2 separate regions of the Homo sapiens genome follow, and region 1 is linked to region 2. The links are chromatin loops, found by intact Hi-C in ENCODE. Cell type or tissue: endothelial cell of umbilical vein. All regions are shown on one strand.

Evidence for each region. A loop is a pair of places that touch in the nucleus more often than their neighbours do. Peaks named below come from ENCODE experiments on the same cell type or tissue, not always from the same donor. Only the 100,000 strongest peaks of a DNase experiment are listed, where the experiment ranks them.
Region 1: it touches region 2 in a loop (2.0-fold over the local background); 1 of 110 quality-filtered maps calls a loop at or near these places.

Annotation. Positions count from the first base shown.
Region 1 is chr11:24,587,059-24,589,558 of GRCh38, forward strand. All of the region lies in intron 1 of LUZP2 (leucine zipper protein 2), which reads left to right. Among named protein-coding and RNA genes, the nearest start is that of LUZP2, 91 kb to the left of the region's middle. In endothelial cell of umbilical vein, no CTCF peak of the experiment used is centred here; a DNase peak (open chromatin) is centred at 1,203; H3K27ac peaks cover 1,271 bases.
Region 2 is chr11:24,832,837-24,835,336 of GRCh38, forward strand. All of the region lies in intron 5 of LUZP2 (leucine zipper protein 2), which reads left to right. Among named protein-coding and RNA genes, the nearest start is that of LUZP2, 340 kb to the left of the region's middle. In endothelial cell of umbilical vein, no CTCF peak of the experiment used is centred here; a DNase peak (open chromatin) is centred at 945; H3K27ac peaks cover 998 bases.

The DNA of each region.
Region 1 (2,500 bases), 250 kb before region 2:
TATTATGACTACTTTCCTTGCAGAAAATTGGCTAAATGGGCAACAAATATACAGTCTAATTCTTTAATGTGTACCTTGTAATCCAATTAGCATAAACATAGATGTACGTAGGATCTCTACTCAGGCTCAAATGTATTTTATCATAGCTTTGTCGTTAACAGTATACACAAAATATTTTCCCAGTAACAGGACCCAGAAAGCCTTGGAGAGAGATTCAGTGGGAGGTATTAATTTGGGATTGTACAAAGGAGAATACAGTGATGGTTTCACCCAAATGTCTCAATTCAGAATTCCCTATCTGGAATTATTTTTATTATTTTTGCTAGGAACAATCACTCTTCCAAGGTGAGAGATGGGGGAGGGGTCAAGAAGCCTGAGCGAGCATAAGCACAATGTCTGGACGGAAAATTTTCTTCTTAGCTTTCTGATTTTTAGAGAAAGTTTGTGATCAGCCTATGCCATGGGCTTTTCCACCTATAAATCCTAGCACTGGTGGTGATAGTCTCCTTCAGTTTCATGAAGCTAGCTGTGAAATACAATATGAAGGTTACTGGAAATTTTTTAGAGTTATTTTGAAAACTCAAAACATCTTGTGATGACTACATATTCAATAACTATTTTTTGAGTGCCTAGTAGGTGCCTAGCACTGGGATTAATATTGGAGACATAGAAACAACTATGACACAATCTCTGACTTTAAGAGTTTTTCAGTCTAGACAGTTTTTTTTAAAAAAAGTAAATGAAATATATGTGTTTAAGGCAAACAGCTGTGGTGAGAGGGAAAAAAAGGCATATTATACAGATGTGTCAGAGGGGGTAGGTTTCAAAATGTTCCATGGATGCTGGACATTATAGATTCATTTTATTTTCCTTTTAGAAAATGGGGAGAGATCATCCAGTAGAGATGTTCACCCCTGACCACCCCTATTAGTTCAAGGTCTGATATGTAGAGAAACACAGAAAACTTGAGTATGGGAAGATAGAAGATACCTTTTTATTTTATTTTTTAGCCATTTTATTATTTTGGTATTTTTTAATAAATCTATTTACATCTTTGTTCTTTCTTGTCTTTAATTATATTTTTATTCTAGTCACTTACTTTATCTTGAAGGAAGAAAAGTCACCTTATTAGATGACTCAAAATTTATCCCTTAGTTTTCTGAGTCATCCTTGAATCATAGATCGTGCAGTTCACACAGAAGAGAAAGTCAGGAATTAAAGAAGTAAATGAGAGCCTCCTGCTTGTCAGTGAATTATAAATCTCGCCATGGGCAATGACAGTTTCTCTGAAGCTGCGATTGACCACAATGCATGGGCTGAGTGGTCACTTGTGTCTTCATTTAACTAGCCCTTTCAAAGTGTCAAGAGCAATGGATTTATTTTTAAGTAAAAAATGATTGCAAAGAAATGTAGACAAAGGCAAAAGTATACGTTTGGAAGAAAGAACCTGACTTCCTTGTCTGTCTCTAATGACCTTGGATAAAACATTTAAGCCATCAGGGAAATAATTCAGCCTATTACCCATCTCTAAATTCCAAGCTTAGGCTCATTTAGAAACAAACAAATAAAGGAATAATTTTTTCCCAAAAAGATTATATTTTAAAATAATAATAGTAATACTAATATGAATAATAGCTTCTTTGTGTTGAGCATTTATGGGAGTCTAGGCCCTCCTTAATAACAATTTTACTTTTCTTATTGAAGTTTCACCATTCTGTGAGGGGACTACTCTTATAGATGAAAAACTGAGGCCTAGAGAGATTAAATAACTTTCCTAAAATCTCAATAATTTTTTTTTAAAAAAAGAAGATCCTCACTTCATATTCCATGTTATTCTTGCTTCAAAATGCATGTAATGACTGTTTCATAGCCACCTTGGGTCTCAGCTAAGGTTCAAGTAGCAAACAACTCTGTTTCTCTTCTTGCCGGTGGGGTGTATTTCCAGGCTAACCTGGACGTCAATTATCAGTTTGGTAATTTATCCATCTCATTCTGCTCTTCCACTTCATGTGAATGAATTTATACCCCCAGCAATCTCAGAGCTCACAATGTCCTGGCTATTGGACATCCCCTCTGGCTGCTTTCTGGGAATGTTCTCTAGCTTTCTAATCATTCCTAGATCTCTAATTGATCACCAAAGACACCTGCATTTTCTGTTCCTGTTTTTGAGATCTCAGTCGTGCCAGGTCTTCTGCTTCCTCCAGTGACCTATCACAAAATACCTCTTCTGTGTGGTTTCCCTAGTTACCTTGTTCCTACCTCACAAAGTGGCTGTGAGAATAAGTGATATGATGTGTAGAAAAGTGCTTTAGAAATTTAACACCCTTAATTTCCTCCTCACTGAAAGAGGGTTGAACTAGATATTCTTTAAAGTTCCTGTGGCTCCATGACTTCATTATCTGTGATTTATTAACTTGCAATTTAAGTGCAAATTATTTCTGATATCAGACTTCTAATATCTTAGTTTATTGCTAAGGCAGATTCTAGCAGGCATTGTATA
Region 2 (2,500 bases):
AAATAAAAAATAAATGGACAGATAGATAGATAAAATGGATACTTTTTTACTTTAGTCCCCTGTATAATGAGTATGATTTATTACATAACTTAGAGGCCAGAGGTCTGGATTTCAATTCCATATTTAGTCTGACAAACTTTGTGGGTACTTTTGGACTAATCACCTAACCTCTTTGGGCTTCCCTGACTTTAAAATGATGTAAAATTAAGCAGTTGATGAAGGGGTTTCCTGAATGACATTCTGTAAAAATCTACTTTGATTTTGTATTTACAACCATAGTCAGCAAGAGATGAATGAATGCAATGGCATAGAATACTCTGAAACAAATTATAGTTCCTTAAAATAGAAAAACAATAAAAGACCTACTGTCTAGAATGGTAATAACTGAACTCTGCTGTAAACTGATTTCTATCTCTGTAACAATTTTTCAAATTGGAGAACTGGGAAACACTCAGTAATGGTAGAACTCTGAAAGATAATATTCACCAAAACAACTGGGATTGCTAAAATCAAAACATCACCACTATTAATTTTGCTGAGAAATAAATTGGTTTCTCATGAGTGTTATTGTTTGTTGGAAAAATATTCGTGCATTTTCTCTCTTGGGGCTTTGCAACATTGTAAGAATTCCCCTCAGGCTGAGACTCACAGTCAGGTTTACAAGTTGGACATACCCAGGGAGAGATCTTTAGCTGTAACCCAGAGGTAGGTTCTCAACCTTGGCTGTCAATCAGAATTATCAGGTCAAATTTTATTAAAAAGTGCTCATTTTTGAGCTCCACTCAGATTAATCGAATCAGAATTTCAGTGTAGTGGAGCTCAGACACCCATAGTTTTACACACGTCACGTCCCCCACGCCTGCCACCGCGCGCGCGCACACACACACACACACACTTGATTCCATTGTGCAAACAAACAGAAAAACCTGCAAGCTCATTGCCTCCTCCTCATGTAAGCATTTAATGTATTCAGAGGAAAAGGTTGAATTTAGATAAGTATAAATTGACCCAGCTCACTTCCTTCCCCAAACACAGGAAGGTGGAGACAGCTATTGTGTTCTGCCTTAGCATTTTCCTTGTGGTGAGAAACATAAGAAAATGTCTGGGTTATTATCCCATAAAGAAGGAAAGCTCATTATTTGTATTAATAATGCTCATTTATAGTTCTTAAAAGTGCCACCTGTTTTATAATTACTAAAGTGTTACATTTTATTGAAAGTTGGATTTTTTTTTGTTTTTCCCTATATGGTATTTTTTTTTCTTTAAGTTCCAGTATACATGTGCAGAATGTGCAGGTTTTTTACATAGGTATACATGTGCTATGGTGGTTTGCTGCACCTATCAACCTGTCATCTAGGTTTGAAGCACCACATGCATTAGGTATTTGTCCTAATGTTCTCCCTCCCCTTGCCCCTCACCCCCCAACAGGCCCCAGGGTGTGTTGTTGCCTTCCCTGTGTCCACGTGTTCTCATTTTTCAATTCCCACTTGTGAGTGAGAACATGCAATGCTTGGTTTTCTGTTCCTGTATTAGTCTGATGAGAATGATGGCTTCCAGCTCCATCCATGTCCCTGCAAAGGACATGATCTCATTCTTTTTATGCCTGCATAGTATTCCATGGTGTATATGTGCCACATTTTCTTTATCCAGTCTATCACTGATACACATTTGGGTTGGTTTGAAGTCTTTGCTATTGTAAATAGTGGTACAATAAGCATACATGTGCATGTGTCTTTATAGTAGAATGATTTATAATCCTTTGGCTATATACCCAGCAATGGTATTGCTGGGTCAAATGGTATTTCTGGTTCTAGATCCTTGAGAAATTGCCACACTGTCTCCCACAATGGTTGAACTAATTTGCACTCCCACCAACAGTGCAAAAGCATTCCTATTTCTCTACAGCCTTGCCAGCATCTATTGTTTTCTGACTTTCATAATTGCCATTCTGACTGGTGTGAGATGGTATCTCATTGTGGTTTTGATTTGCATTTCTCTAATGACCAGTGACGATGAACTTTTTGTCATATGTTTGTTGGCTGCATAAAGGTCTTCTTTTGAGAAGTGTCTTTTCAGTTTCTTTGCCCACTTTTTGATAGGGTTGTTTGTTTTTTTTCTTACAAATTTGTTTAAGTTCCTTGTAGATTCTGGATATTAGACCCCTGTCAGATGGTCAGATTGCAAAAGTTTTCTCCCATTCTGTAGGTTGCCTGTTCACTCTATACCACAAGGCTACAGTAACTAAAACAGCATGATACTGGTACCAAAACAGATATATAGACAAATGGAATAGAACAGAGACCTTAGAAATAACACCACACATCTATAACCATCTGATCTTCCACAAACCTGACAAAAACAAGGAATGGGGAAAGGATTCCCTATTTAATAAATGGTACTGAGAAAACTAGCCAGCCATATGCAGAAAACAGAAACTGGACCCTTTCCTTACACCTTATACAAAAACTAACTCAAGATAGATTAAAGACTTAAATGTAAA